2 separate regions of the Homo sapiens genome follow, and region 1 is linked to region 2. The links are chromatin loops, found by intact Hi-C in ENCODE. Cell type or tissue: OCI-LY7. All regions are shown on one strand. Links, peaks and the distances in the headings refer to the core of each region. The heading gives the core; the rest is flanking DNA. Region 1 has its middle 10 kb from the start of MC2R. Region 2 has its middle 46 kb from the start of ZNF519.

The links. A loop is a pair of places that touch in the nucleus more often than their neighbours do. Peaks named below come from ENCODE experiments on the same cell type or tissue, not always from the same donor. Only the 100,000 strongest peaks of a DNase experiment are listed, where the experiment ranks them.
Region 1: a loop joins it to region 2, with 2.1 times the contacts of the local background. A loop is called at or near these places in 1 of 110 quality-filtered maps.

What each region holds. Positions count from the first base shown.
Region 1 is chr18:13,920,311-13,931,661 of GRCh38, forward strand. No RefSeq gene overlaps it. Among named protein-coding and RNA genes, the nearest start is that of MC2R, 10 kb to the left of the region's middle. In OCI-LY7, for the core only: no CTCF peak of the experiment used is centred there; a DNase peak (open chromatin) is centred at 5,381.
Region 2 is chr18:14,081,134-14,092,484 of GRCh38, forward strand. It overlaps a transcript of ZNF519 not described here. Among named protein-coding and RNA genes, the nearest start is that of ZNF519, 46 kb to the right of the region's middle. In OCI-LY7, for the core only: CTCF peaks have their summits at 5,649 (motif pointing left) and 5,853; a DNase peak (open chromatin) is centred at 5,628.

The sequences.
Region 1 (11,351 bases), core at 3,859-7,858, 160 kb before region 2:
TTCCAAATACATTTGCCTCTTCATCCTCACACCAATCTCATGCATTGCATAAAGGATAATGAAGATTTATCCATTCATTTCCTCACTTATTCAGCTCTCATTCGATGAGTATGTACCACGCGCCGGGCACCATGCAGGTGCTGGGGATGCAGGTGTGTATGACACAGCCTCTGACCTAGAAGAGTTGAGTATCTAGTTGGGAAGAAGGACCACATAGGTGTAAGTGTGCCACACAAGTGATAAGGGCTAGATCCAAAGTCTATCTAAAATATTTGGGGAACTCTGATGTAAAAGTACCTATTCCTCCTTTAGGTGAGTGTAAGGATGTCTTCCTATGTTGTTTAAGTTGCATTGTGAGGGGTAAATCGAATTTTGCTAAGCAGATATGGTTGGGAAGAGGATCGCAGGAGGTGCAGGAAAGCAATTATGAAAGTGCGTGTGGCAGGATCTAGGAGGAGTGGAGAGTGAACGGGGAAGGGTGAGGGAAAGGACATGCCAGTCTTGGTGGTTCACAGTATGGACTGTGGAGCCAGACTGCCCGGGTGTGGATTTTGGATCTGCAGCTGATTTTGAACCAGTTACCTCACCTTTCCAGGCCTTTGCTTTTTAGTTTCCTTCTCACTAAAAGAATATTAATACCTCCTAGCTGTGGCAGAGACACTGTGCTCACCAAACATCACATGTGATCCTCCAAATTTCTCAGTTTTTCTTTCTTTTTTCTTTGAGATGGAGTCTTGCTCTGTTGCCCAGGCTGGAGCGCAGTGCCTTGATCTCGGCTCACTGCAAGCTCTGCCTCCCGGGTTCACGCCATTCTCCTGCCTCAGCCTCCCGAGTAGCTGGGACTACAGGTGCCTACCACCACGCCAGGCTAATTTTTTGTGTTTTTAGTAGAGATGGGGTTTCACCGTGTTAGCCAGGATGGTCTCAATCTCCTGACCTCGTGATCCGCCTTCCTCGGCCTCCCAAAGTGCTGGGATTACAGGTGTGAGCCACCGCGCCTGGTTCACATTTCTCAGTTTTTCTTATAGTTGGGTTACGAATGATCATGTGACTAGTTCTGGCCTTAATGGACTGTGTGTGGAGTGTCAACTCCAAGCTGAGCTGGTGAAGTGCCTGTGTGACTCACCTGTCACTTTTGTTTTTCCTTGTGTGGGTACCTTGGAGGCCATGTGTTTCATGTGATAAAACTACGGGGGCTTCTCTCAGGCTGGGTCCCTGAGCAACAACGTGGAGCAGAGCCCTCTTGGATCCACATTGCACACATCATGAAAAATAAACCTTTGTGTGGTAAGCTATTGATAACTTTAGGATCAGTTTGTTACTGCAAACTTAGTTTGCCCTATCCTAACCAGTACATTACTAGTTAGTGCTGTTTAAATGAGTTAACTTGTAAAGCATTTAGAACAACACCTGGCATATAGTGAGTGCTACACAGGAGACCGTTAAACTAAATACAAGGATAGAGGGTGGGGAGTGCTGAGGACATGGCAGGAGTTAAGCCAGCACAATTTGGATCATAAAAATATCTTGTATACCATATAAAAGAACTGAATTTTTAACTAGAGGAGTATATTAAAAGTAGGTAAGTGCTTTGTCAATGTGGACAGAGAGAGTAAAGGCAGTGCCTAGCACATATAAATGCTTGGTGATGACTGCTTTAGTTGTTTCATTGTTGTCTTGTAATCGCAGGAGTTCCCTGACTGCTGGGTAGGGGCAGAGCAGGGGGCGACTTTGAGAGTGCAAGTTACTCATCGAAGGAGAGGTGGTGACACCAGCCACAACCTAAACCTGAAGGCTGTTTTAAGAATTGTGTTTATTAGTTTATTAATTTAGGGAGGTAGGTGGTGGCTATTTATGAAATAGGGTTTGTGCCTTAGCCCCACTGTGTGCAGATCACCACCACTGGGGCTGGAGAAGCTATAAAACAAAGAGTGGGTGAGACCAGGTCACGGAGTCAATGTCAGAGCCTGGGGAGAGCTGAAAGCCACACTGGAAATCTTCTATCTCTGTATAGCCCTCCTTGCCTCACCAATGAAGAAACTGTCCCCAGAAAGGCTGACTTGCCTTCCTGCCCAGCAGCTGCTCTGAGGGGATAAAAGGCTGAGGCTGCCTCTGCTTGCCTGTGCCTGCTGTCTGCACAACAGCAAGCACTTTCTCTCTGCCTTCTCTGCTTCAAGTAACCCTTAGTTCTTCTGACTTCTATATTTTCATCCCAATAATCACTTATTGTTTTCTCTTCCCGAACTTTTCTAGTATTCCCACATCCCTCCCAGATTGGAGCTTTGGTTAGACACAGAGACAGTCAATGTCCTGCAATGGATGGTTCACTCAGACTGGATTATTTGAGACAAGTTTAATAAAAGGGTCATTTACAAAGATGTAAGCAGAGTAGAGCAAGCCATACCGCAGAGCACGGAATCTGGGCACAGCCATGCCTCTCAGCTGCCCTGGGTCTGAGGCATGTATCCAGCCTGTGGTGACCTGCAGGGGAGAGCTGGGAAAATACCCTGTCTCCCCTCTCTCCTGTTTGACTCTTGGGTTTAATCCAACCAGAAGCCGGGGCAAGGAAGTTACTGATATATCCCTTGTGCTCAGCCTCTTGGGCCACAGAGCTGGAGGGAGAGGCTGGACAGGGGATCTGGAGAGGCAAATGGTAGATTTCTGCACTATTAAATACAATGTGTGGAGGCCATTGTTTGGACTGAGCTTCTGCACCTGGCCACAACAGATCAGACGAAACTAGAATGGAGTCACTTGTGCCAGGTGCCATATAACCAAAGTGAGCCTAGAAATGGGCCTGTTTCCCCCAAAAAACTGGGAGATTCAGAGCAACCAGTCCTAAGGGGCCCAGTCAACCTAAGTCAGTGACTCTATAAGGAAAGTAATTCTGAAACAACCCATCTGCTTTTTGTTCCCTCTTTCTGCTTCTTCAGCCTCTTCTGCCTATAAAGCCTACCTCCTCTGCCCAGCTATCAATGCCCCTTTCATAGATGGGGTGCCACCCAACTCATGAATCATTAATAAAAGCCAATTAGGTCTTTAAACACAATTTGTTGAAATGTTTTCTTTGACAGCACAGATGCACACAGTCCATAAAAGCTGGCTCAGAGAGGAGTTTGCAGAGATGGCAGTGTGTTTGCCACCTGGCAGGTGCCATCAGCCTGGGCCCCCCAGCACCATGTTTGGGGTCTCAGCTGTGGTCCCAGGCTCCGATTAGTGCTTATGCAGGGCCCAGGTTTCCCAGGGACTGGGCCCCTGTGTCACTGAGCAGTGGCTGTGGTTACGCAGGAACAGAATGGCTCTGCGACAGGAATGCCCGTGCAATCCACCAGGCTTAACCTCATGGCAGCGCTGCGGTAGTTTATAGCTGGGGAGAGGGTGCTTTGTGCTCTTGGAAGATATGTGTAGAGTAGGGTTTTCAAACTTCAACAGCCCAGAACCCCAGAATGCTCCTTTCACACTTGGCCAAGTCGTCTAAGATGCTTCCCTTGCACTGCCTGTCTCCATCGGGGAGATAGTACAGCTATTTGTGATCATTTAAATGGAAAAAGAATAAGTTTCCAAAACCTTTAGAAACAAAAAGAACTGAGAGTAAATTCTCCAGTTTGGGACTGACCATTCCGCCAATTCCTTTTGGTTTTAGAGCCTCCCTGGAAAAGGAGAAGGAAAGCATTTAGCTTTGTTTCCGTCCATATGCACAGGACCGATTGTGATTTCTTTTAATCAAAAACCTGTAGCAAATCCCAGGCTCTTAGAACTAGAAGGCACCTAGAGGTCCATGGGTTTAAACACTTTGATGTGCAGAGAAGGAAACTGAGACCCCCGGGAGGTGAAACGACACTCTCAGCGTCACCCTGGGAGGCTGTCTCATACCAGACATGGTTTGTTCGTGTCCCGCATTTCCCTCGTGTTCCCTTTGACATAGAAATGAAATAACTCGAGTTTGCTTTCTGTGATGCTGTGGGAGTTTAGCTCCTTCCCCCAGGTGCTGCTACAATTTCATAACCAGTGTCTGGTGGCTGCTGCCAGCCTCGGAGTGTGGGAGCTGCTGCCCCTGGCATCTTGTCTTTGCCCTGGACCATGCCTGGTCCCTGAGGCTGGAGGCTGTTCCCATGCCTCTTTGCTGGCGTGCACGTGAGCCTTCCCTTTAGTCTCCTAGCACAGAGGACTCAGGGAGGTAATGACAGTCTCCAGGCACAGAGACCGGCTCATGGCCACACTGCACTGCAGGCTCACTCAACATCCGCTAAAAGTTTGGGTGCTGGCAATTTAACAATTCACAGAACAGTCACTGCTCTACGACTTTCCACTTTAGGACCAGTCCTTTTTATCCACAAGGTGCTTTCTCTTTCCTTCTCCTCCCTGACCCCACCTTGAGAGGAACCTGGGTCTCCAGAGCAGAGTCTTTTCTGTTATATCCTCTGCAGCTAGGATCCTTGGTGTCTCCCTTTTATTCTCATTGGGCCAGAGGAAAACAGAACATTCTTTTAAACAAAGACACCTGTCCAAGAAAAATACCTCTTTACTTGATTTTCTGGAGCAGTGATTTTCACAGTGTGGTCAGCAGACAAGCAGCTGGAGGATCGCCTGCACATGCATAGGACAGCAGCAGACCGGCGGTCAGAACTGGGGTGTGGGTGGGGGACCGCCCTCCAGGGGCTTCCGAGGCCCGGGAGTCTGAGAATCTCTGTTGCACAGCAATTAAACTGCCTGTCTCAATGTTCCATCTCTTCTAGGTCTGCGCATCTCTGCTTAAGCAAGAGGCCCAATAAAGTGCTTTCCTAAACAAAAGAAAGTTACTCCCAGTAAGTTCAAGGAAAAAACAAAAATAATCTAAGATTTATGACTTTTGGAAGACATTGTATTTTAAAAATGGATCATGGTGTAGATATCAAATTGTATAGTATTTAGACTCCATTGAATGTAATAAGTGATGTAACAGCTTAAAAGAAACATTTACAGTATGCTGAGAATGACATCCTTTGCAGTTACTTAAGCCTATAATGAAAAGTGCTGGAAGTCACCTGGGAAGTGTACTCATTGAGGAGGGAGATTTCCTACATCCTTTTGGCGGGGACCTGAGCACAAATGTTTGAAGACTGCTGGTCTATCCCATCCAAGCTATACTCCGTAATGTAAACACTGTTTGTGCCCTGTGGCTGGCCTGAAACACTGTCTTCCAAGCTGTGTGGCATCTCCCATCCATCCGCAGCCTCCATCAGCTCCCGTGACTCCACCCGGCTCCCTTCCAGAGGGAGGGGATTGCTCTGCTGCTCTCTCCTGGGACTCCCCTTGTGCTCACCTCATGGTAGTGTGATGGCTTCCTGCAGCGTTTTCTCTGCTAGCACGTGAGCTCCTCAGGGGCAGGCACCTGGGCCTCCCTCATTTTGCCCTCTCTCCCTTGCAGGTGTTTTTGTTTAAGTTATCTGGTAACTGGTTTCATTTCTCCTTGGGTAGCAGCTTTAACATTTTTCTTGTTCCTTAAGACATCAGTGTATGTCACATTGTCACTATGCTATGTGTCTGTGCAAAGCATGTAATGCACATTTGTCAAAATAGCCTACTTTGCTGAATGCTCATAGAAAGTTGGTATGCACATTTTCCCCTCTAGGACAATACTCACCTCAGGCTTGAGCTGCACTGTCCCTTCCCCTCTCTGAGCACATGCTGCTCCTTGGATCAGCCAGCGAGGCCCCCATGTGCCAATGGAGCCAAGAGGACTCCAGAGACTTACAACAGAAATGCAGAGCTGCTCAGCCACCCACAGACAGAGTTCCACTCTTGGATGGAAACTCAGAGGAATCCACACACAGCTGTTGGCTGAATTTTTATTTGACTTTACCAAGCAAGTAAAAAATTATGATTCAATGCCTTGCATAGTGACTTCAGGTGAGAAAAGATGCTGGTGGGATACCCCCCATTTGTTAGGGGCTCTGCACCCCAGTTGTCACTGAATTCCAACTTCTGCTGCTTCTGTGGTTGGTTCATTGATGCTCACATCTTTCCTGCTTGTGTACATGTTTTTTAATATATGTACACAATTATTGAACAACCTCAGGTCACCGTGGATAATAGTGCCTAAGATCTAAAATAAATGCCATGTTCCTTCCAAGATACAATAGATATGGTGGCATGCCCCATCAGGATGTTTGGGATTTGATATCATTACTTGTGTCCTAAAAAAATTGGATTTTAGGTTATGTAATAAGGTTGCTCATAGGAAGTTCCCAGGTAATAAACTCTATGGGGCTGCAGAGAGAAGAATCTGAACTGAGGACCACTGGTAGCTGGCAGCTGGCAGTTCTGAAGTAGATTTTACAGTGTGGGGACATTAAACTACAACAGAACCTGCCTTGGGAACTTGGATCATGCACCTGAACAAGATCCAAAATCAGGTTGTGGAGAACCAGACTGTGGTATATGGATGCATGTACATGTGTGTATATGCATGCGCACATGGTGTGCAATTGGAGTCTCTGTGAGATCTGTGGATATGTAGCTTCCTCAGTAGCTTTCTATGGGCTGAGCTGTATTGTTGTGTGTGGTTAGGCCAGGGTGTAATATGGTAGTCACCAGCATGGCAAAACTTAATAATAGTCTGGAATTAAAAAGAGGAAACTATATCAGCCAAACCCAAATGTTTAGGGGAAAAGATAAGTAATAAAGGCGTTTAAATGCTCTTCTTACTGAGGAAAGGGAAAACCATGGGCAACAGAGGATCTTCAAAGAGGAGCTATTGAGATCTTTATAGTAGAAGAATAAATGTTGAGAAAGAGAAGGAACCATGAGTAGAATTAAGAATTACAGAAGAATTTCCAAATTAAGATAAGGTTAAAAATGAGAAGGATGGCCAGGTGCAGTGGCTCACACCTGTAATCCCAGCACTTTGGGAGGCCATGGAAGGTAGATCACAAGGTCAGGAGATTGAGACCATCCTGGCCAACATGGTGAAAACTCGTCTCTACTAAAAATACAAAAATTAGCCAGACATGGTGGTAGGCACTTGTAGTCCCAGCTACTCAGGTGGCTGAGGCAGGAGAATCACTTGAACCCAGGAGGCAGAGGTTGCAGTGAGCCGATGTTGCACCACTGCACTCCAGTCTGGGTGACAGAGGAAGACTCCATCTCAAAAAAAAAAAGAAAGAAAAGGACAAGTAATTTGATCAAATTAACACATGTAAGAAAACAGAAAAAGAGGCAACAATAAATTAAATGAATAGTACATCTAAACAGGGAGGCAGTCAAATAAGTGCCATAGTCAGTACACTCCATGGGACACTCTGAAGTCTTCTGGCAGAAGCAGGGACAGCAATTTGGGTTAAAAAACAAACCTTGGCCAGGTGCGGTGGGTGGCTCATGCCTGTAATCCCACCACTTTGGGAGGCTGAGGCAGGTGGATCATGAGTTCAGGAGTTCAAGACCACGCTGGCCAAGATGGTGAAACCCTGTCTCTACTAAAAATACAAAAATTAGCCGGGCATGGTGGTGGGCGCCTGTAATCCCAGCTACTCGGGAGGTTGAGGCAGAGAATTGCTTGAACCTGGGAGGCAGAAGTTGCAGTGAGCCGAGAGTGGGCCACTGCACTTTAGCCTGGGCGAAGAGCAAGACTGTCTCAAAACAAAAACAAAAACCAAAAAAAAAAAACAAAACCAAACAAACCTCATCTAAAAGGAAAGCTATGTTCTCACTTGTAAGTGGGAGCTGAACAATGAGAACACATGGACACAGGGAGGAGAACAACACACACTGGAGCCTGTTGGGGGAGCGCAGTGGGGGCGAGAACTAGGAAAAGAGCTAGTGCATGCCGGGCTTAATACCTGGGTGACGGGTTGATGGGTGCAGCAAACCACCATGGCACATGTTTACCTGTGTAACAAACTTGCACATCCTGCACATGGACCCCGGAACTTAAAAATAAAATAAAATAAAATAAAATAAAAATAAAATAAAGAAGGAATGTTAAGTAAAAGTGGAAAATAAAGTGCTTGAAACACAGATACCATGTAAATGCACATAAAAATGGCCGTGACAATATCAGTCAATATGAAACGTGTGAATGGTATTAAGAGGAAAAAGATGGATGTCGTCATTACAGAAGGAACGATGAAGATAATATAATATCCAAAAATATGTATAGGCAACACAAAATACTAGCTGAATAAATAATGGAAAATCTATTAGAACCGCAAAGAAAACTTAAAAATGACGGAAACATAGTGGGAGATTTAATACTCATCTTGTGAACAGTTCCGCTAAGCAAAACACAAGGAATTGAGTGATGTGAAAAATAAACTTGAGTATCTGTGCTTTTCATGTGGGTATACATGGTACGCTTGTGCAAAAATGTACATGTATGTATAAACTTTGTATCTCAAGGATAGAAAGTATACGTTTCACATATCCATAATATATTTTTTAAAAATCACGTTAGTACATAATCCAATAAAATTTAGTTTATTGGTATAGTTTGTAATCCAATAAAATTGCCTCCCCAGCAATGCCGAACTGTGAGTCCATTAAACCACTTTTCTTTACAGATTACCCAGTCTCAGGTATGTCTTCATAGCAGTGGGAAGACGGACTAATACACCAGACTCTCCAGATAGCATGACACTCTGAAAGTAATATATGGCCTTAGGCAAAAGAAAAAGAGCACCTTCAGCATAACATGGTCTTGGAGTAAGGTAGCCTTAAGGTGGTGCCTTTAAGCTAGAAAAAAATTATGCCAATAATACTAAGGGTGTGCTGTGTACACCTGCCAGCTAGGCAATTAGGCTTCTAAGAATCTCAGGGGCATTCTCCCATATCAGTCTCACATGGGACTTAAGGTAGAAATACCCATCCTGGAAAGAAATGTGGTTATCATTTTTGTTTAATGGGGTGTGGTTGTGACTTTTGTCTAATTTGATACATAAGAAACTCACAAAAGTTTTAAAGGAAGCATGTCATCTTTGATTGAAAGGGACAAAGACAAAGATAATAAAAAGAATGTGGGCCCTTATGTTCCTATGAAAGGAAGCAGGCTGAGAAATTTCTTCGCTATATACTTGGGCCATTTCTTATGGGAAAAGAAGGGTGATTCAGAGCATGGAGTCAAAAATCACTGGGAACCACTCCCAGCTAGTGGAACTGGAGCCACTAATCAAGAAACTGGTGACGTGTCCATGGATTTGACAAGTGCCCTGGGCCCACGACTACATGCCTCCTCCCTCCCCCTGCTTTGAGATGGGAGGAACTACAGCAATGATCTGATGCTTGTCCCAGGCTGGGTGTATGTGAGGCCCATGATTCACAGATCTTCAAACTGAGATAAGCCACCCAAGAAGTTGCACCCAAGGAACCCCACTGGAGGAGAGTTATCTTGTGATTTGGATGACAATATCCTGGAATCTGAGTTGATGCTTTCATGAGATAAAGAGTTTTGGGGTCTTTGGAGAGGTTCGTGTATTTTTTGCAGGGGGAGAACATGGATTGTTCTGGCCAGAGGGGAGACTGTGTTCAAACATAACCTCAAGAAATTCCATTCTGCTCTGTATGTTCATGACGGTTCTCTCCTCAGGAGCTCATGTCTCTTCTGCTTGATTATGGGATGGGTCTATGACTACTTCAGCTAATACCAATATGAAAGAAGTGGGTGTGGGAACTTTTGAGTTAATATTGAATGAATACCTGCAGTGGCAGCTTATTCCCTCTGGAGGAAGCTGTCATGCTAGGAGGAAGCTCTAACAGCTACATGAAGGGGACAACATGAAGGAAAAGTGTGGCACCTAGTCAGCAGCCCCGCTGAGCTCCCCACCCTCAGCCAGCAGCACCTGCTGGCCACATAAGTGAGCTATCATGGAAGTGCCACCACAGGCCCAGCTGAGCTACTCTGACAACAGAAGTCCAAAAAGCACAGGCAAGTCCCCACCACGCCTGCCCACATTGCAAAATCGTGAGCAAAGAAATGACTCTTTTTTTTGTTTCAATCCACTAAATTTGGGGATGATTTGTTATGCAGCAATTGATAATCTATACCAGAAGTAATTTTTTTCTCTGAGAACTTAACTTGCTGCTAGAAAGTCTCAATGATGAATTTAAAATGGAAAACGCTGACAACAAAAAGGGGATTGCAAGAAAAAATGGATTAAAAACAACTAGAGAATGGAGGCAGGTAAAGGGAGTTTGAGTATGTTTTTGGAACGGAATTATTTTGGAGATCTTAAATGTTGAATATATAATTATAAAATCTGAATTGGGTTCATTTGAGAATTGAGATCTATTTAAAGGCAAAGTCTTTGAAAACTATGAAAAAGTGTAATCATTTGAAAGAAAAAAAGGGCAAAGTATGAGGTCCTTTTTGAGAATAAATCACAAACCCAGACAGTGGAAGAGGCTGGTTGGGTTGATCCAGAACTAGTTCTGCACCTAAGCATTGAAAGAGCACTTTTCTTATTTCAATTGCATGTGATCTAGTGGAAAAACAGAATCTTAGCAATCAAAATCTATTCATTTTGGTTACATTCACAGTTGATTCTGAAGCCAGGCTGAATCAATTAAGTGTTGAACTATTGGGAAGGATGGGGATATCTATCCATATATAGCATGGATGTAACATCATGTGGGGATATTGGTTTTTCACTTCCAGCCATATCCATATGTATAACATATGGGAAGGATCCATGATGTTGTGGCATCATGGGTATGCTTAGGTAGAATATGTCATCCCTCTTCTAATCTGACCTAATTTTCTACTTATTCATTGTTTCTCCTTTGAAGAGACCACTTGGTGAAAGCTTGGGCTGATGTTCGTGGCCCCTTTGGGCCTCTAGTGAGGTCCAGGTGGCTATTTTGGCATGAGGCCAGAATCCAGGACAGCTGCAGCTTCCCTGGGCTTTTCTGTGCCTTGTCTTAGGGCTGAAGTCCTTCTGTAATGACAAGCTCTCTGTAAAGACAGCAATTGTAACTGGCTTTAAAATGAACTGGAGCGGGTGGCAGCATGCCTCACCCCCACCTGGAATTGTAACTAATTTAGGGTCTAGTGTATCATGCCTCAGCCTTGCAGGCAGTGAGGATGAGCCTTTACAAACTGGGGCAGAAAGTACTGCTCACTGGGCTCAAGTGGGGTGGGACCTGGCCCCAGCAGGGCTTAAGTACATTATGATTGGAAAAGAAGGGCATTGTTTCTAAGCAGGAGGTTAAAGGTTGGTTTCCAGATGGGTGTTGTAGCAGGCCTGGTTGCCATAGCCACCAGCAGGGGTCCTGGGGGCCAAGTGGACTAAGTCTTGGTTGATGAACAGAAGTCAGAGTCAGTGTAGGGCAACGTTGGGTCTGGGGCTGGGATTTGAGACCACACTGAATGAGCTTGTAAT
Region 2 (11,351 bases), core at 3,330-7,329:
AGTCAACTGTAATGCAAACTATTGACTTTGGGTGATAATGTATCAATATAGACTCATCAATTGTAAGAAACATGTCACTCTTGTGGGGGTTGTTGTTAATGGGGGACACTATGCATGTATGGGGGTGTCAACCTAAATAAGAAACAGTGAGATGTTCTCTATAAATTAAAAAAAATGGGGAAATAAAGTATTGCAATGGGAACATATGGGCATTATAAACTGTGCATATTTAGGAAGGTAAAAGAAGACATAGCTTTTTAAAGAAAAAAATGAGGATTACCTAATTGTTTTGAAATAATTATCCTTGGCTCCAAAGATCAATAATAAAGGCAATGCTAGTCAAAAGCTGGACAGGCAGTTGCTGGGCAGATGTCCTTGCAGAAATATTTTTTGTGTAAGGTTGTGATGGCCTTTGTGCAAGGCTGTGATGTTCTGCAGTCTCTCATGAAACTTTTTGTTATCAGGCATATAGCATGAGAACCCTTTCTTTACAGCCTTCCCCAGCTTTATGTGTTATGGTTTTCTTAAATTAGGGACTCCATTTTAATTCTGACAACTTTCAGAGAGGGATGGTGTACACAAGAAGACTGTAACACTGCTAGATTTTGCTGTGAACCTTAAACTTCTCTAAGAAATAAAGTATATTAAAAATAAAGAGAAAATCGAATTAATCCTTATAAATATTTAAATTAAAAGGTCTCCAACGTGTTTTTCTGAAGCCTAACAAGATTTAATTCACATTAAGGGTAAATGTTCTTAAAATTTTATGCCAGATACAGTTTCTTTGAGATGTAAATCTTGCAAGAAATAACAAGACTGTTTATATTATATTAGGTTATTTAAAAACTATGAAAATAAAAATAAAATATATAAAACACTGTAACTTTAGTCCACATCAAAGATATACATAAAAAAATAAATAAAATTTAGTCCATTTAAATTTAGCTATTTAGCCATGTTTTCACTGCTTAAGAAATTTTTATTAAAGCCACTAATATAAGTTAAATGTTTTATTCCATTAACACAGCAATGGTTCATAATTAGAACACCACTTTAGTTTATTAGTTAAATCAAAAGATTAAAAATCAGAAATAATCATAGCATTATATCTCAGAATAAAATATTTAATAATAAGCATGCTGAACAGCATAATATAAATTCTTATTAAGCATGAAATGTTTGCAAACAGAACTAAGAAAGCAAGTATTTCAATATTTGCTAACATGAAAACAGATTCAAGATATATAGTTTTAAAAAAGAATACTACATAACAATAGATTCACCGAACTATTTTTTCAACTCACATAATTATGTGTAAATGGATTTTTACGAGAGTTTCCCTGACTCTTGCCACAGAACTGACAACAGTGGTTCCTGGTTGAGGCAGTGGCAGACATGATAAGAAAGACTGCTTTGCTCCTTTCTCTCAAGTCTCAAACTGTGTCATTATTAGGAGTTTTACCACAAAACAAATATATATATGGTAATGTTTAAAATAAAATAATATTTAATAAAAATTGATAGTACCAGAATTTGGCTTTGACCTCTTTTTTTTTTTTTTCTCTCCATCACTCAGGCTGGAGTGCAGAGGCACGATAATTAGCTCACTGAAGCTTCAACCACCTCAACCTCCAGCCTCAACCTCCTGGGCTCAAGCCATCCTCCTCTATCAGCTACTCAAGTAGCTGGGACTATAGGCACATACCACCAAGCCTGGCTAATTTTTAAAAATTCTGTAGAGACAGGGTCACACTATGTTGCCCAGGACTATGAACTCCTGGCCTCAAGTGGTCCTCCTGTCTCAGCCTGCCAAGGTGCTGGGAGCCACTGTGCCTGCCCTGGTTTTGATCTCTTGATGGTTAAGACAGTTCGCTGCCCCAGTGTCTCAGCTGAATTGCATACATACAAAATTTTGTGTTTTTAAAAAAAGACCCGGTCAGGTGCAGTGGCTCACGCCTATAATCCCAGAACTTTGAGAGGCTGAGGCAGGTGGATCACATGAGGCCAGGAGTTTAAGACCAGCCTGGCCAACAAGGCAAAACGCCATCTCTACTAAAAATACAAAAATCAGCCGGGCGTGGTGATGTGCACCAGTATTCCCAGGTACCAGGGAGGCTGAGGCACGAGAATTGCTTGAACCTGGGAGGCAGAGGTTGCAGTGAGCCAAGATTGTGCCACTGCATTCCAGCCTGGGCAACAGAGCAAGACTCTGTCTCAAAAACAAAACAAAAAAACAAACGAACAAACAAACAACAAAAAGACCTAACCCAATGGCTACATGAGTCACTCCATGAACAAGGTTTCCACGGGATGGATATTCTGTCAATGATTTAAACAACTTCCTAGTGTTAAATGCTTAGGTTGATTCAACTTTTTGAAAAGCAATTATGAAATGAAACCACCCTTTATCATCTGCATGAAATCCAACCTTTATTTCTCGATGATATCAATTTTTGAATAATTTATTCCATTCTAGTCCAAATCAACACTACAGGGCCAGGTGCAGAGGCTCACACTTGTAACCCCAGCACTTTGGGAGCATGAGGCGGTGGATTACTTGAGGCCAGGAGTTCAAAGCCAAATCAATAGTACTTTTGGGCCAGAATCACACTGATTCAGTTGGTTGAGCTTCAAATTCACAATGAAGTCAAGTAGAACAAGTTTCCCCTTATTAATCTTTGTCCAGGATTTTCCACCTACACATAAATACACTACTTATTTGTGCAGTTTCTTTAATCCTCATCCACTGGGAGCAGACAATGCATCCGATGTGTCCCCTAAACAATCCCTGCTGTCCTATCCCTCTAACCCCACAGGACCCGCTCCCTGTCCCCAACCCAGGTCTTGGGTATAGTCCTGCCCAGGATGACCCCCCAAATGGCCTCTTCACAGGCCCATTTCACTGGGTCACAGTGACATGGAGATGGGAGGGGACTGAGGCAAGGCCCTCAGTGAGTACCAGCAAATGTGTGCGGCAGGACATTGCAGAGTCAGAGATTAGCAAGTCCTGAACACAGCACTGCAGGGAGAAGACAGAACAATCAACCACAGTGTGACTTTCACCTGGGAAAGTGCTAGTTCTGACTCTTCTTTCTTCTCTCTCCTCCTTCAGGCTTGTTTCTTAGGTAAAATCGGTCTGGATAAGTCACTCTTGAGTGTGGAAAATATTTTTTTTAGGGCTTCAAATCAACACACTACTTCCTGGGGCACAAACCTGCCAAGAGGGGGAATTCAACATGTGGAAGAGGTGGTCCTACGCTGTCCACTGGAAAAGGAGGGACTCAGGGAAAAGAAACTCCTACATGAGGAAAGTGAGCTAGTTCTATTCCTGTCCTCAGAACACCCTCCAGCTGAATGAAGCCACATACTAAGTGCCAGCCATGGGGATGTGGCGGGACTGACCCCCCACTTCAAGTTACAGAGCCCACAGTCCCTGCACAGGATCACCAGGGGAGGGTGGGCAGAGCTTTTCCCTTCTCCTGGTCCTGAGCTTCCCAGTCTCCCTCCCATTTCCGAGCCTTAGCCCCCAAACTGCAGTTAGCCTCCTTCACCAGGCTCCCCTCTCAAGGCCTGGTGCTCCTCCTCATTGCACAGTCAGTGAGTAAGTGAAATACACTTACTTTATAAACATGTAAATAGGACTATGAAAGTATATAAATCAAGGAGGGCATACAGGGAGGTGGAATATAGAGAAAGTATTCTGGAAAACTTTGTATAAAATAAATGAACGTTGAAAGACTCACCTAAAGTAACCAGATGACTGCTTCTCCAGCATCACGTCTCTGTGCAGCTTTCCCTGAAGGACACATTCTTCCTGAGTGAGGTCCACAGTATCATCCTTGAGGGATACTTATTTCGGGAAATACCGCAGACATTCTCATTCAGGCTGCACCATCCCTGACAATGTCCATAGCAAATGGTCAAAGACAATCTCGCTTTTCCACTGGGGGATAAAAAAAAGAAACAGCTAAGTTTATGAAAAGCTCAAGGTCTTTTTGAGGTCTAGTAAAATTCCCTGGGCTGACTTGGCATACACCTTTCAAATACATCCACAGAGATGCACACACTCTGAATACATGATAAACTTTATTATAAAGGAATGTCACAGGTGTGGTTAAATATCCTTATTCTGCAATGAAATGCTAATTGTTCCCTTGCCCGAGACAGATTTATGTTCCAAAGTGTAAATATATTTGAGCCCAAATATTTAATATTGAAAGCCCTTAAAATATGGAGACAGAAGAATCACTTCTAGGAAAATCAGAAGGGTGATTTTTTTGGAAAAAAAATTTTTGGAAAAAATCTTTAAGAGAGGAAGGGGTGAGGCAAATGGAAAAATAAGGCCCTCCAGTGATCATCTCCCCCACAAAAACATGAAATTAAACAACTATCCAAGCACAAAAGCACCTTTACAAGTGCTAAGGAATCCAATAGAGCACCTGTTTTTAGCACAATAAGAAAAGAGGCATTGAAGAAGGTAGGAAGGACAGAGTCTCACTGCTCACCTCAGCGCTTCCCCAACTCCAGGCAGTGCAGCACAGAAACACAACCCACAGGAGGGAAGGTGAGTGATGTGACTGAAGGACTTTGACTTGGATCCCAGTGTTGGGCCCAGCACAGTAAAACACAGGGCCAGGGAGAACCCCACAGCCACTGACCCCAGGCCAAAACCCATGGACAAAGTCTCTGGAATCACCCCAGCACTTGGTGGAAAACTGCAGCCCCAATAGGACAGTCTCATGTTCTGACCTGCACCACCTCTGGCCTTCGATAGTGGCATCAGGCCACGAGCAAACCTCAGCAGTAGTCAGGGCGTATCAGCATGGGCCTGGGACACACTCCAGGGTTGTGCTGGCCCCAGTTTCCATTGGCTTTGGCCCGATCCAGCTAAGCATGAGTCTTGGTGGCCAAGGGACTGCCCTCACCATCCCTCTCTAAACCCTGGGCAGCACAGTGCAAAGAGTGACTCCACCCACTGGAGGGAAGGAAAGGAAAGAAACTAAGCACAGGGCTTTGCCTGGCAATGCAGTGCTGGCATACCATCGTGAAACCCAACACTGGGGAAGACTCAGTGGCCCCTGACCCAGGCTGGTCCCTGTGGACAGAGCCACTGGACTTGTCACAGTGCCAGGTGGAGACCAGCAGCCCTGGTGGCACAGTCTCATGTCCCAGCCCACATCACCACTGACTCTCTGCAGCAGCCTAGAGCCATGAATAAATCTCAGGGGCCGGAAAGCTGTAGCCGTGGAACTTGAGGATCCCCCTGCGCTGCGCTGGCCTCAGTGGCTTTGGGCATGATGTAGCATCATAGCAGCTGTGGTGGCCACAGGACTCCCTGTCTCATCCATGCCCCACTACAAGCAGCACAGCATGGAGACTGCTTCAGGGAAGCAAAGGAAAGCAGGCACATGTGGCCTTGCAGCCCAGTGCTGAGCTCACTACAGAGATCCAGCCCTGGGCACAGCCCTGCAGTGCTTGACCCCAACCTGGGGACCGTAAACAGAACCCCTGGAGCTGTTCCGGCCCCAGGCAGAAACGTGCAAACCCAGTGGGATGAAATACACTCTGTAAGCCCCGCTCTAGTCCTTCCAGGCCAGAACGACAAAGCAACTTTGGATATGTGGCAAATCCAGGCTTAGAGCGCCCTCTAATGCTAAAAAAGCAGCAGTGACCACAGTTGAAAAATGTAATGAACCAAATAAAAAATACCAGCAGAATCAATCAATCAAACAGAAAAAAGAATCAATGAGCTCAAAGACAGGCTTTTTGAAAAGATATCAAATCAGACAAGGACATAACAACAACAACAAAATTACAGGACTATTTCCCTGAAGAATATAGATGCAAAAATCCTCACAAAATACTAGCCAACTAAATCCCATTGCACATCGTGAAGATTATTCACCAAGATCAAGTAGAATTCATCCCAGAAATATAAAGATGGTTCAACATATGCAAATCAATAAAGGTGATACATCAGATTAATGGAACGAAGGACAAAAACCATACGCTCATCTCATTAGATAAAAACTGTCAACAGATTGGGTATAGAAGAAATATACCTCAATATAATAAAGGCCATATATAACAGAACCATCATACTGAATGGGAAAAGCTGGATGTTTTCTCTCTAAGATCTGACACAAGATAAGGATGCTTATGTTTACCATTTTTATTCAATGTAGTACTGAAAGTCCTAGCCAGACCAATCAGGTAAGAAAAAGAAATAAAAGGCACAGCTGCATAGCTACTTTTGTGTTAATATATTATTTTTATTAGAAAATATATTTTGGTGAATGTGAAAATTTTATAAAAGTGAGCTCCTATCAGTGTACACTCTAAAAACCATGCTTCATTCCATCTTACCTGAACTGTAACCCACTGTTTATGGGACTTGGGTGACAAAATCCCAAGTCTTCAATATCAGCCAGATAACACAGGCAGAACTTCCTCAAATAAAACTCTTAGGAGCTACTGATGTTGCCATGATTAAAGGAGAAGAAAGGGATGGGTCATTTGTTTTCTCATTTGCAACATGATCATAAAAAATGTGTGCGTCCTTGTGTTGGATGTTTAAATCGTATCATTTATGTACATCACTTACTGATGTGCTTACATTTGAAAACATAAAAAGAGCATAGCTTGGTTTGTCATTATCATATAGGTCAACAATACCATCATTGTCATCACCATCATTATATTTTGTACATTAAAGTAAAAATGGACAAAAAGGATCTGGGAGGTGAGATTGACCATGCATTGTGTGAACAGATTATGGATGTGAGTACACTGGACAACATGCCCCACCTTGTAGCAAAATTCTGTCTGGAAAACAAGGAATGGAACTATGTAGAGAGAGCTGGCACACTCAGAGAAAGCAAGATCATCACCAATTAGATGTCAGTGCTATTTACAGAGATATTGAAACCTATGGACTCCAGGAGGATAGAGAAACTTCAGGAACATTTGGGTAATGGGTGGCTGCTATTACTTAACACCTATGTGACAATTATCCCGTTTTAGCAAATGGAAAGTACAGCTTAGGATGCTTGTTTGCCTCTAGCATGTTTATAGTATCAAGACATTTGAATCTTTTTTCAGGAAAATCAGAAGAGAAAGTCTTGTTCCAAAGTAAAGAATTAGAAAAACTCGGAGTAGCTTCATCACATATAAAAAGCTGCCTTGACTGCGAAACCCAAGCAGTCCTGCACCATAGTCAGTTCCCCTGATCAATAACAAAACAAGGGGAAAGTCTGGTTTTCTTGCTGAAGAGATTTCACTTTACCATCATATTCTTTGTAGCTTAGCAACAAGAAAATGTGATTTGTTCATATTTTATTGTTCATGGCTAAGTGCATATGATACAGGTTGAGAAAAAAATTAAAACCCAAGCACAGAGATCAGGACCACATAAGGTTCAAAATTCCTTAAATTTCATTCTAGTTAAAAATGAGTTCTGGCATATCCATCCCTTATCAAAGAAAAGATAAAAGTTGTCTTAAATGAATAATATATGGAGTAAAAATTAAAGGAGACAAATATACTTATAACTGCTTAATTCTGAGAAATGATAATCTTATATCCAAGGAATTGAAACGGTGAAATCACCATAATTACTTTAATTTCTTTATTTTAAATGTGATTGCAGCCTTGTCACTGTCTCCTTATTTGAAATTTCTTAACTGCTACAGCACATACTTAAGTATTGACATCATTAATTTGAAATTTGCAAAACTAAAACTGGGACAAGGAGGACTTTGGAAAATAGTTTGATTTTTTTAGGAATATTAGATACATTCTATATGTAAGATATGTTTTTGGAATTTTTTTTTAAACTCATGTCTGACTGAAAAAAACATTTATTTTTTAAAAATTACCTACATTCCTAGAACTCACTTTTCAAATAAAAGTTTTAATTTTTACGAACATGAAAGAAGCAAAACTTACAGAATTAAAACTTATTCCATCTGTGATGAATATAAGTATGAAAATGAATTAATAAAGTTTTGGTCTAAAATGACTAGGTAATATATGTAGCTTAAGAACTATATAGCAAGTAAATGAAAGTCATTTTATTCAGAGAATTTGATGGGAACCTAATATTTTTTGAGTATTTCCTATAAGATAAATGAAACTAGACTAACTTGTATGAGTCACCAAATTAAAGGATAAATATGCGAAGAAAACAAATTCTTTATTGCATTATAATGAAAAGAATCTTATGAACTGTAGGACTCTTTGATCTGGATGTTTAGTCTGAGGCTAATGAAAGAACTCATTCATCTGATTTTTTCCATGGCCTGTCTAGGATTTCCGGACACACACTGAGTCTAGAACTGTGGGCTAAATGGGCATTTCTTGAGTAAAAGAGGTAGACATCAAACTGTACACTGTGATTTATTTAACTTTTATGGAGTTGAAAAAATAATGTATGTTAACAGAAATCAAAACAGGGGCTGCATATGGTGGGGTGAGTGGATATTGGTTAACAAGTTACAAGGAGGTATTTTCTGCATCAATAGACATGATCCATATATTGATAAGGCTGTTGTATACTACAGGGAATATGAAGTTTAAAACTCTGTAACGTGCACATTTTACTATATTTTAATTTTATATTTATACAAAATTTTTTAAAGGAAAAAAATAATCATTAAACAGTAATGGAGATAGGCCTATTTTATTTGTAAATCTTCTCTGACGGTAAAACTGACCAATTCAGGCTGCCAGTTGATGGCTGGGTTTCAGGTGGAATGTTGGGATGTTCTTTGGTGTTTGTTGTTCCAGTAGGATCCACGGTTACCGGGCAGAGCCGTGATGGCTGCGGTGCAATGGAGGGACTGCAATCCTCTGTAGAGCTGAGGCCTGGGCTGACCCCTTGGGAAGCTGGACGAGGTGACTGTGGAGATGCTCGGTCCACGACTCACCTTCCATAGCCTCCAGGGGTAGACACCGGTGTGTCCACCGCTCACTGGCTCATGGGTTGGTCCCTTATTTTTATTGAGACCTGTTCAATCTGTTAGAAACTGACTTTACATAAGGCATGAAAAGCAGCCTGCGGAATCACTAGCTACACAGATTGAGGATAAATACCAACTCACTGACAAACGGCACTTGTGTTCAGAGTGTTCAGAGACGGAGTCATTTTTAGAAATGCCAGGCTAGAGAGTGTTTCAGTATAGCCACCCTTGCCGAGGCTTACAGAAGGGCAAAGACCACCATCTCAAGATTGATGGAAGAATCAGTTTTCTTGGTTCAAGAAATGAAGACGGAGAAATACAAATGTTCTAAACAAGAAGAGGTGACAGACGAGAGGCTAAAAATGCTAGAGTTCCTAGAAGAGCTCATAGGAATCACCCCATCACAAGCAATCTTTCCAAACCTCCCAGGAGGCCAAGAGCCAAGCAAGCCCTGCTGGTCCCTTCCCCAGGAGTGGGCCTGGGTCTTAAAGAGTGCTGCCCCTCCCCTCCACTCAGGCCTCCCAAGCTGCCAGGTGCATTCACTCACTTCGACTCCATCTGAGGGTCCAGGGGAGCCCCTTCCTGGGCTGGAGTTCCTCCCCCATCACATGCTGGACACAGCAGTCGGCTCCTTCATGGGCAATTTCTCCAAATTTAAAGAAGACTGGAGATCCCGGAACACAGCAAGAAATGTGAAAGTTTCTCAGAAAGTTTGATTCGCTCTCATTGGCAGTGAAAGAAATGCTATACTTGAGACACTAATCTCTTCCTCAAATTGAAACATCATCAAAGTACATTTCTCAAGATAAAGCTCTGCAAATGTTAACTATATAAGTAAATAATTTACATTTTATTCTCCAATTATTGTATTATACTTTGAAAATATATGCAGTTTGTTAATAAAGACTTTTAGTACTCAATAGCAATATTTTTTCTAGAGTTATATTTCTAACAGTTATAAGTTAAAGCATTATTTTTTGGACTTAGTATGTATTCATTGAAAAATAAAAACAAAATGCTTAATATATTTATTTGGGGATAAAGTGGGAAGGCATGTTTGAACTTTATATTATTTAATTGCTATATTCTAATAATGGATAAATTTTTTTTATAAAAAATTGTTAAATTACACGGAGATGGTTTTCTTCTACTTGTAGTGCACTGTAGGAAAAGACTTTTTAAAGAAATCCTCTTGGATTGGGGAATTCCACATCACTGCCCCCCATTTCCTGTCAAAATCACCAGAACACTTCTCAGTGGAAAGCTGAGAAAAGTTGTAAGGGAATTTTCTCTCACAAAATTAAGCCAGGGTTTCCACAATGAGTATCTTTAGTCACCAAGGATACACCATTATTATGCGGTGAAGACAAACTGGGTCTTATGGTGGAAGAGAAGCAGCAAGTGACTTTTGAGTACAAAGAGTGGGGGTACAGGAGTAACATGAGATCAGTGACAGAGACAGCATCATCAGAAGTGCTCAGGTTGAAGACAGAGCAATGAAGACTCGAAAGTCCTTGTCCTCTTGATGACATTTTAGGAAGAAAAGGCAGATACCAAACAATATTATTAAATAAAGGCATAAATGGACACAGAGCATCAGAAGGTGGTTAAGTTTTACGGAGAAGAATGAAGAGGGGAGGGGAGGCAGTGACACATGGGAGGATGGGGGCAATATTGGTAGAAGAGGTCAGTAAAAAATATTGAGGATCACACACCTGAGCAGTGAGGACACCTGGGGTAAAGCTTTGCAGGTGAGGGGACAGAAACGACAATAGCCCAGAAGTGGGTATGAATGTGGTGGGTGTGAGAACCAGCCTGAGGTCAGAGTGGCTTGAATTCAGTGAACGATGGCCAGAGGAAGTTTAGTGAAGGCCACCAAGGGTCAGATGATGGAGGGAGCTCTCACCATGATAAGAATTTCATTTCAATTTAAAAGGTCAGGAGCTGCTGTGTGTGGAAACTGGTAAAGCAGAGAGACCAGCTGGGAGGCCGTACCAGTGAATCGAAGTTGAGGAAGGTGATGGATTGACCTAGGGGGCAGTGGAGGTAACGATGGAGAGATGGGGTGAAGTCCAGGACCTGTGCTGGAGGCAGAGACCCTGAGACTTGCTGATGTCTATGGGTGCAAAGAAGAGGGGAGTCAGGACCAGGATAAGGGGTCAGGCCTCCATGGGCATCTGTGTGAAGGGGGTGTCCTTCATTGGAACACGAAGAGATGGCAGAGAAGTGCATGTGGATGGGAAATTGGAATGAGCTTGTTTGGGAGAAGACTTTAGACAGAGACCCTGATAATGAAGTCAAAATATCAAGTAATCAGGGGGATATAAGTGTAGGACTTAGAGGAGCAATCACAGCTGTAGTTATAAATGTGACAGGTCATTGGGGAGTGAA